Linked DNA regions of Homo sapiens: region 1 is linked to region 2. The links are chromatin loops, found by intact Hi-C in ENCODE. Cell type or tissue: Panc1. All regions are shown on one strand. Each heading gives the region's core, and the rest is flanking DNA. Links, peaks and the distances in the headings are about the cores only.

What was found. A loop is a pair of places that touch in the nucleus more often than their neighbours do. Peaks named below come from ENCODE experiments on the same cell type or tissue, not always from the same donor. Only the 100,000 strongest peaks of a DNase experiment are listed, where the experiment ranks them.
Region 1: a loop joins it to region 2, with 3 times the contacts of the local background. A loop is called at or near these places in 4 of 110 quality-filtered maps.

The regions. Positions count from the first base shown.
Region 1 is chr7:12,109,116-12,114,507 of GRCh38, reverse strand. No RefSeq gene overlaps it. Among named protein-coding and RNA genes, the nearest start is that of TMEM106B, 99 kb to the left of the region's middle. In Panc1, for the core only: CTCF peaks have their summits at 2,221 and 2,431; DNase peaks (open chromatin) are centred at 2,367 and 2,947; H3K4me3 peaks cover 3,367 bases; H3K27ac peaks cover 5,000 bases.
Region 2 is chr7:12,319,768-12,325,159 of GRCh38, reverse strand. No RefSeq gene overlaps it. Among named protein-coding and RNA genes, the nearest start is that of VWDE, 81 kb to the left of the region's middle. In Panc1, for the core only: CTCF peaks have their summits at 2,453 and 2,673 (motif pointing right); DNase peaks (open chromatin) are centred at 2,659 and 3,811; H3K27ac peaks cover 4,266 bases.

The DNA.
Region 1 (5,392 bases), core at 175-5,174, 210 kb after region 2:
GCAGTCTCAGTACGTCCCTTTGATTTTCCTAATAGGAGAAGCCAAGATTTTTGCCTTTCTTCTCTCCCCCTTCTTGCTGCAAATAGGTTTTCCTTGTGTTTATTCGTTCATCTGTCTTCTTTCCCAACCAGCTGCTTCTGTAAAAGGTATTTCATAAAGCTATTTTCAAATCTTACAGATTCCTAATCAACAAAGTGAAGTTTTCTATATTCTTAAGATTATTTGGGGTACATTGGATGAGGTAGCTTTTAAGTCCATCAACAGAAGAGCCTCTCTATGTATCTTTTCTTTTGATCCTCGAAGACCAAGTTCTTATGAGACAACTGAGATTTCAATTACAGAATGAATTGCCTGAAGTCTAAAGTTTGAATTGAGGTTTATCAACTTTGAGAAATTCAAGCCTCAGCATGAAATAGACACACTCCTTATTAAGTGTGTTGAGTTTAAATGTATTTTGAAACATTCAGAAAAGAATTGTCTGGTGTGGTCCACGTCAGTAGAGAAAGGCATGCAAATTGTGAGAGTCAATATGGAAGAGTAGAAAGGATACAGGACCAAGATCAGGTGTGAATCAATTTGGAAGAGTGAAAAGAATATAGGAACAAGAACAGTAAATCTTTGTTCTGTTGTTTTCTGACTGCTGTTGAAAAAGGGTTCACATTTTCAGAGCTTAAGTTCCTCCTCCTTAAGATGGGAGATGAATTCTTCCCCTCATTTCAGATTCCTGTGAGTAACAAATGAGGAAATAGATATGAATACTTTTTTAATTTGAAAAGTGCAATCCACGTGAAGAATGTATGAATGGTAAAGTAAAGCCACTGAAAAGGAAGTGAACTTTTTGCAGGATATTCACAGAAATGAGTTGAAATCAGAGCTCCAAGCTCAGTCCAGTTAATGGCAACAATCCTCTATTGTCACTCAATAATGGTGGTAACCTCCACTGAGTCCCTTTTATTTTAGCTACTTAATAACTTTGCTCCACATGAACACTTTCCATCGCTATAGAGAATCTCTAAGAAATCATGTGAATACATTTAACACAATTATCTTAGTGCAGTTTTTCCTCCATGATCAGAAAACTAAGGACTAGCATTAGATCTTTATCAGAAAATAAATTATCATGCCTTTTAATTCAGTAAGTAACTTTTTTTCCATTAGATTGATTTTGTTGATGAAGTACGGTCTAAAACATTGTCCAATGTATTATGTTGTATTTTGTTTTCCATTTTTTTTTTCAGATATAATCTGTAAGTTTTTCATGCATTTTTTCTTTTGGGTGATCTACGGTTCTCTTTATTAATATATCTGTCAATTTCCTCATATACAGAGCAATTAATCTCACTTTTTCCCTGAAGTGTATTTTTTAATATATCAGTTAGGCAAAGGAAATAGAACATAAAATATCAGTAAAGAAATTACTATGCACTTCATTTGCTTTCAGTTTGAATAATGAAATGAATATAGGTAGATAAAGTATACATGGTAGCCCCCAGGAAAAACCTAAATGTTGTCTCCTTTCCACTTAAAACATACTAGGCATAATTTATAGTGGAGAGAAGTAGATTTTTCCAAGTAGCTTGTAGAATTTAGTACTGGGATGGCTTAGATCAATAGTTTTGAAAGAGGGAGGGGGAATGATTTTGCCTCAAGGGAACTTTCGGCACCATCTGGAGTATTTTTGGTTGTAACAGCTGAAGGGGTGCCATAGGCATCTTGTCACAGAGGCCAAGGTAGGCTAAGGCTAAACATGCTACATTGCACAAGACAGCCCCACAACAAAGAATTATTCCAGTTGAAATATCAAGAGTCGGAGATTAAGAACCTGCCTTTGATTCAATGGGTGATAAATTCCATAACTTGAAAGGAGCCTCTACATTAGGCCTTAGGGATGGAAAAGGAAAAATTTCATAAAAGCGAGTTGCAATAGTGTAAATGAAAGCCACAATTTCAGCTGGTAGCCTTGAGTGCTGTGGTGTTCACATTAGCTCCACCTTTGACACTTTTTAAATTTAGAGAAATGATCCTAGTAGACTTACAGTAAATTATATCTAAAGCCGTTCTATCAATGGATTTGGGGGATTGCGTTGGTGAGAGCTTTGACCTTTGTAGATCACTGAAATGGCCAAAAAGAAAAAAAAAAATACAGAGGAAAATAGAATAAGAACAAAATCCAGAAAGGTGAGCATTGAGTAGGCAATGGTAATACAACTGTATATCTTGTTCTCCGTAGCTCTTTGGGAGGGGAAGGAAGCAGGTATGACAGGGCTTGGGAAGGATGTGGAGCCTACTGACTCAGAATCAAATCCCAGCCGGAGGGTATCTGCCAGTCTCAACCCACAGCCTCAGATCTTATAGCTGACCCTGGTCCTAGAACCTGCTAGGGCTCTGGGACACAGGGTATGGATTCCGAGGGTGGCTACTGCCCTCTGTGGGACCCTCGCAATGGGACATGGGGCTCTGTGCTCTGGCGAGCGTGCAGTACAGAACAGGAGTGCGGACATGCAGGGGACCGCTGTGCGCAGAGCTGAGGCTGGGGCACTGAGGGTTCTCCCTCTTGGGCAGGGAAGGACAGGGCGCACGCGCCACCAGAGGCGCACAGGACCGGCGACGGCTGCACTGGGGCTGGAACTGGCGGCAGGGCATTGTCAGGGCGGGACCCGGCGATCGCAGGGTGGGCGGCTTGCAGGGATCAGAAGCAGGAGGCAGGAGGTCCGGGCACCCGGCTCTGGGCATCAGGCCGCTCTTTATCCTGAATCCCCGCCTCCCTCTGCCCTGACGCCCTGCGCGCACTCCATCTCAGGCCGCGAAGTGGGCCATGTGAGCAGTCTCCCTCCTCCTTTCCCCGCGGGCGACACGAGGAGCCCAGGGCGCAGCGGGCTCGAATCACATAGTGCCCGCCCCGGATTTCGTGCGCAGAGAGAACCCCAGGCCCCACAGGCCCTCCCACGCTCTGCCCAGATCCCTGGGCAAGAGTCCACCGTCAGCATCGTCGCTTGTAAGTCTTGTCTGCTTAGTTAGACAGAACTTCCAAGAACTGGAAGTTCTAAAATCCTTTCCCGCACTCTTGGTGGGGGTTGCAGTAAGTTGTGGAGAGAGCAGGGAGATTTGACCCGGATGAATACAGTAAATCTTTAAAATAAGCATATTGACGATATAGTTTCATCTTTCCAAACTGCTATTAAATACGACCTGAAGTGAAAAATGACGTCCATGTTGAGTGCAAAATTTAGAGGGCTGTCATTAGACAAGCAGACCTAGTGAATGGGATCATTCTATTCAGCTGGAACTAGGCTTCTTAACAAGAGTAGCAGAAGTCCTTTCAAAGACTTAAAAATAAGTTCCCATCATCTATTTCTTGCATACATCTAGTGATAACATTGATTTTATATGAAAAGAAATTTAAGGTTAGTGCCAATTTTGTTAAAACTCTGACCCTGTGTATATTTTACAAACTTTTTTTTTTTGGAACAGTTTTGCAAATGTGACCATATAGAAGGAGATAATTTGGGAGTAGGGGGATGAAGAAACTTTTCTAGAATATAAAACAAATTTAATAAGAAACCTGTTACCTAAGCTACTTTCATACAGTTTCAGCATGCTGGAGTAGGAATATGAAGTTTTTGTTGTTGTTGTTGGGTCTCTGCTTAGTAATTGTGTGATCCTAAACAAATCACTTAACCGTCTGAGGCTGTTTTCCTCAACCTTAATTTTGTAAGAGACAGTCAGTGCTTTGATTAGTGAGAATATGATACACTGTTATTTTTCAAACTGTTCATTGGTAATTTGCTTGTCCACCCGACAGCCTTAGGTAGATAAGAGGAGATGGGTTGGGTAAGGAAAGACGTGTCTTTCCCAGGTAATTCTGATCATGACCTTTTCCTCATTCCCTTCCCTTTAGGAATTTTTTGAATTCTCTAGTGGACAGAGGCTGGTTAATATGTAACTTTATAAACTACCATATTTGATTTTTATGCCAAAGGTTTTCCTTTAGTCATTTTTTTTTTCTGAAGCAGAAAAGTAGTGACATATAGATTTAAAATAGGATGGCGTGGTGAATGCTTTACCTTTGAGCTGCATTTAGTATGTCGTTTAGTTGAAATATTTTATTTGTAAAAATGAGTTTGGCACACCACACATGTTAAATTTTCAGGAGCGGGCTCAGAATATTTAAGAATGAGTGATTTCACAGTCTATTGGGATATGAGGAAATATCTTTATAAGCTAATTAAGATTTTAATTCTTAATTTGATTCATTTGTCTCACATTGCCTGGGTGAGTTCAACCATTTAAATTGGGCAAACTCAGCTAAGCCCCTTCTCAGCCTGCAGGCATGCCCAGTCTTTGTCAGGAACTGCAGTATACCAAGGACCAAATCTGGTTTTACTGGAATTTACCTTGACAGTAGTATCCGTAATGACTCTTTACCATTTTTTGAGTACTTAAAATATTTATTATTTGGTAGGTCATGGTTAGAAATTATCTCACATTTTATTTATATAGATTGCTATAATACATACATGTAAATATATGTGAAAGTGACTAAAATAGTAAATTTGCTGTTTAATTATATCATAAACATACATATATCCATAGGATTTCAAAGAAAAAAGCATTACTGATTTTTTGTTTTGTATTAATAATTTGATATAGAATTTAAGTCAGTTCTCAGCCTTCAGTGGGGTCCTACTTGGGATTGCTTAGGTCGGGTGGATAGTCTGTGCAGGCTTGATTCTATAACGTGTTCCTCAGCTATTTTGAAGGTTACAGTTGGAAAATTCTTCCTTTTTTCTGAATCTCTAAGATATCATAACAGGATGTTAAAAATGGGAGATTCTTGTCAGGGATGCAAGAAAACAATTTATGCTCAACAAATTCCACACTCAGATCTACGCCACCCATACAGGACTTAGAAAGGAGATGGTGAAACCTAGCTTTCAACTCTTGGCTTATCCGTTATCAGGAGGATATATTAGTGGTAGCTACAGGTTAATGGGGACGTTGAGAAGATCTGCAGAGATGGTTTGTTTGGACAAATTATGAAGGTCTCCACTCTTTCCTCATAGAAGAGGGAAAGGGGCTGCTTTATGAAGGAAGTGTTTCTAACTTTCTCAAATCCAGTCGGAGAAGTTTCAAAGTATCAATTTATAGGGCCTAATAACATTCCTTGGAGTTTTGGAGATGAATGCTTACGTGTACCTGAAAACATGCCCTTGGCTGATCACAGCTAGAAACCTGCATTGTGAGTGAGCTATAATGACATATATGGTGGGGGAAGGATGTATAAGTTTTGACAGTTGATGCTTGGAAAGGAGTTGGCCTAGCACTGCTCCAGGCTTCTCAGCATAAGATCGATCCAGGATGGGAAAAGATAAAGTTTTATTTTTGTATGAAG
Region 2 (5,392 bases), core at 132-5,131:
TAAGTTATGGTGAAGCTCATTATATTAGTTCATTTTCACACTGCTGATAAAGACGTACCTAAGACTGGGCAATTTACAAAAGAAAGAGGTTTAATGGACTCACAGTTCCACGTGGCTGAGGAGGTGTCACAGTCATGACCAAAGGTGTCTCACATGGCGGGAGACAAGAGAATGAGACCCAAGTGAAAGGGGTTTCCCCTTATAAAACTACCAGATCTCTTGAGACGTATTCACTACCATGAGAACAGTATGGGGGAAATCATCCCCATGATTCAATTATCTCCCACTGGATCCCTCCCATAACACAAGGGAGTTATGGGAGCTACAATTCAAGATGAGATTTGGATAGGGACACAGCCAAACCATATCATTCATGTTCTGAGTTGGGAAGGCAACAGTTCTAAATTCAGAAAGTTCTCAGAGCTTGGTTGTCAAAGATTTTCAATTTTTGCTTTATTTATTGAAGGCAGGTAAACTAAAACTACTATGGACAAATATTTCTGTCAAAAGACTGCTAGGTATGATAACCTCTTCACTCAGCATCCACTTTATTTTCATAATTATTCAATAGCACACCATAAAAATCAGAAGTGCTTTCCTGAGTGGAAGTAGATCAATTATGTGATTATCAATTAAATAAATTAAGTGGGGATAATTAGAAGAAAGAAAACCAAAATGTATTGAGCGTGATGCTAGGGATTTTAATTAACAATCTTTCAGACAATCAAGTTTTTGAGAGAAAAGATTTCTCTCTATTTTACAGATGACAACACCAAAGCCTAGAGAACTCCAATTGTTTCCTAAATACCCTGCTGCTTACACTTTGCCGTGATTGTATTTGAATGCATATCTGACACCAAGGCCTATTAACTACATGCTATCATCTATTTTTAGAAAAAGCCAAGAATGTTTAATGGCTCAAGATCACTTGATAATTTATTAAAGATATTTCTTTCCGCTTTTCAATCCACATTATGGGTTAATAAAAATATGCCTGTTAAAATGAGGTATTTAATTTATTTGTTGGACAAAAATATTTTGAAAAAAACTCACTTCAAGAAGAATTTGAGAATTACCAGTTTGTTTTGTTCTAGCTGTGGATATACATTTGTATGTGGAGAGGTGTCTGCGAAGAGCACCATGTAGAAATAGAACTGGAGGCAGGACAGCTGCAGGACACATTGCTGTGAGGCTTCAGAGTCAGGTGCACCTGGATTTTAATTCGATCCCAGATCCTGGCTCTAACTCACCACAGTTGTGTGTACTCGCACAGAGAACTTTACCTCCTTCTATACGTGAATTCCCTCATTTGTAAAATGGGGATAAAAAATATTTACATCATAAGAGTACTGTGTAATTTTAAATTTAAAATGAGATTATTATTGATATGCTGTGGCTCTGTGTGTGTCCCTATCCAAATTTCATCTCAAATTGTAATCCCCACTTGTCGAGGGAGGGACTTGGTAGAAGGTGGTTGGATCATGAAGGTGGTTTCCCCATGATGTTCTCGTCATAGTGAGTGAGTTCTCACGAGATCGAATGGTTTAAAAGTGTGGCACTTCCCCCACCCCGTCCTCTCCTGCTGCTGTGTGAAGAACGTGCTTGCTTCTCCTCCGCCTTTCGTCATGATTTTAAGTTTCCCGAGTCCTCTCAGCCATATGGAACTGTGAGTCAGTTAAACCTCTTTCTTTATAAATTAGCCAGTCTCACGTAGTTCTTCAGAGTGGTGTGAAAATGGGCTAATATAATTGCAAATAATTTTTCACAATGGTTGTTATCTAAATCCCCAACACATGCATTTTGTTATTTTTTGTTGTTGCTAAAGATGAATCAGTCATACCAGCTGAAGAAATGACAGGAAGACTTCTCTGTTTGGATTTTAGAGTTTTCCAATGATTACTATATGTTGGTAATTTTGTTCACTGATTAACTTTAAAAAGCACTAATTAAGATGTGAGATTAAAAACAAAATATGCAAACATGAACTTTAAATAAGCTCTGGCATACAAGTAGTGAGAACCAGACTAAGAAGGCTAAAGGTAGCTGGCATATAATGACTCAAATTGAGAGCTGAATGCGTGCCAAGCTGTGTTCTAAGTAGTTAACCAGGGTTAAGTTGATTCCCCTCCGTATTCACCTGTGTAGTTCTTTGGACTCTAGCCATCAGCCTCCAAAAAAGACCCTTTTGAACTTAGTGGGCCCTCGGCACTTTTGTCTTCACAGACCCCTCTCTCCATTTAAAAATATCAAAAAGTATATTTTATAACTGGGTTGATATAAAGATGAATACGTTAATATCATATATTAAAATAGTTTATTTGACCTAAAAGTTTTTTAATACTGATTTTAAAAGACATGAAACATTTTTGTGGGCCTTTAAAAATACTGTGGGCCATAGCCGATGTACCTCCCCCGCTGATCAAAATGGGGCCCTTCCTGGCAAGAGTATTGTAGTCTTAAGCATACCAGTTCAGAGACTACAGTACTCTTATCAACGGCCACTGCAGATGCTTTGAGAAAATAAAAGAAACGGAGGACAAAGCAGGTGGCATTCCAATTTATTTTTTTATTGTAAGGACAGACTTATACATCATTGTTGAAAGAATTTTAACCTGTTTTAAACTTCTGTAAAATTGTTTCTACTGCCAGATGAAATTAGCTTATTTTGCCTGCAGATGGTGCTAGATCCTCAGTTCCCAGGTAACACATTTTGATAAGAGAAAATATTAAATATTTAAGGCAAACATGACATTTTTCAAAAATAAAATTCTTCATAATTAATATGACATCAGTTTTTCCTGTGAGCCTAGAGTCTTAGTTATACCTGATAATCTCCAATAATTATAGCCACTTGTCTGAGAGCAGTTAAAAATTCTCATTGTGCTTGTAAAAGATACTACTTTCCTTCGAAGATTTGGTGACTTAACTGAATCCGTCTGAGATTAAAATTTCTCTGAGTAATATTAGGTTGGGCAGAAAACATTTTTTACTTCCTGTATACATTGAACTTGGAAAAAAACTGTGAAGATAGCCAGTACTTTCAAATATTTCAAGATTATGCCTTTTCCCCTGTCACTGAGAAATAGTAAGTCAATATGTAGCACACCCTGACAGAAAATAAAGTCTTTGTAAGGGATAATGTTTTCTTAAATATGCTTCTTCAGACAAAAACCATAAGTTTGTCTGAAGTAAGTGGATTTCTCCCAACTATATATCTGGACATGACTGTATCTAGAGAGTCTTTGATTAGAGACACTATGAGCTTAAGAACAATAATGAAACTTACTGGACATACACATTATAGTGAGAATTATCCCAATTTATTTTCTAATTTCATAGATGATATACAGGTGATGATAGATTAGACAAATAGGTATAGATACAATGTATATAAAGTAGATTCTATTATCAAACTTTAATCTTCCTCACCAAGGAATTGGTTATAATCCTCGATAATATGGTCAAGCGATATTGTTAGGGTCTAGTTTGGTTTCGTCTAAGATCTCAAGATAATCATCTGTACTTCCTTCAGTGTTTTGTTTTAATGCTGCCCAAGCTAAGAGGTTCCTTTCTTTGTTGAGGGCTCTGATTACTAAATGAAAGGAAATTCTTACGGCTTGTGTATGTGTCTTTAGGCACCAAGACCTGTCAATTATTTTTTGTGGACAACTTTGATGCTTCCTCCTACATTAGTTAATGGAGATGGTGACTGTGTGATACTTCATCTCCCTGATCTGTCTGCCTATTACATCAGCATTCTCTGATGATGCATTCTCACTGCTGGCTGATATTTTCTGAGGACTGTAGGAGGGGAGGATATTAGTTTTCAACCCTCTTCTTGTGAAAATAATCAATTATTCCTTGGGTTTTGACCTGAGATCTATCTCCCCATATCAAAGAGTCAAGCCATTTCCAGTGTAATGCCATAAAATACCCCGGCTGCAGCATTACAGATGAAGTAAATTAAACATTACAGACAAATATATTCTGACCACTCATTTCTAATAGTGATTGGCCTACATAGAAGACTTGAAGGATACTGGCTGGTTCAATCCAGGAAAATATTGCAAGGCAGCAACAGAGTTTGGTTTAACATGTGGGTACTTACATAAATCACAGGCAAATATTTTGAAAAATATACTTTTATTTTATTTTCATTTCTATAAAAGAAAAAATAACTAGAGGAAATGGAATTTTGTGCTACCAGAACAAAACCTAAATTGCTCACTTTGAGGGTTGTCTCTGGGCTGTCTGCCTGGCTCTGTGTGTGGAGCAAGGGTGAGATTTTTCTAGATCCATAGGGCTGAACCAAGAGGAGCAATGAACTAGAGAGGACAGAAGGTAGTTTCCAGTTAATGATCAAGTCCTGATGCATAATATGTTCAAAAAAACTTCCAGTCTTAGATTTGCACTAGAAAGGAAGAGGGTGACAAGGAATTTGTTGTTTTTTCTTCTCAAATGAGAGAACAGAGATCTCAGACAGAGTAATACCTGTCAGCACTGCTTGAGTGACTTATCTTCCAGCCACCGTTAAACCGAACAAGGAAATTTATATATCTCATTGTTTTGAGCACTATTGTTGTCTTCCAAGTGGGTAAATATTGAGTGTCCACCAAAATGCCAAAATTCATTTCTAACCTTTGTGGGTAGGCAGATTACAGGCTCTGCCAGTACCTGTTAGTAAGCAGCAGTGAGACAACTTGCTAGAAAAAGAATGTTAGATTTCCCCACCATCAGGGAATACTAAAATGATGAGCATGGTTAAAAATAAATGAGTAACCAGTTTTTAGCTTCTAATAGAACACTCATGCTGAAAATACACATGTAAGATTTTAACTAATTAGGCCTCAAGCTCTTTTTAAAAGCCACATTGCAATTAATTAAAATGACTGCTACTTATTTTTTAAAAAAACAAGGTAAATTTTTTATTATACCTACCAAACTGTCAGAGAAAGTAAACATGCTTAAACTCCCATATTACAGTTTTTGTTCTGAAATAGATAAACTATACAATCAACTTTATTTCTTTTTTCTCAAATTTATTTTTAATTGACATAAAAGTATATGTATTTGCCATGTATAACACGATTTGTAGTATATATATGTTGTGAAATGGTTAAATCTAGCTAACTAGTGAATGCATTACTTCATATAGTTGTATTTATGGTGAGAACACATAACATCCACCTTCTTAGCTTTTTTCTTATTTTTAAGTTGCTCATTTGAGTTGAAGTTGGCCTGAATACTTCAGCTAATATTGAACAATAATTGAATTAGATTAACAAATACAAATTAAAATCAAGATGTGTAACCTTTGAGGACCAAACTTGAGTTATTTCCCCTTTAAGAGCAGTGCTATAAAAGGAGACCGATCAGTGGAAATTTAGAAATA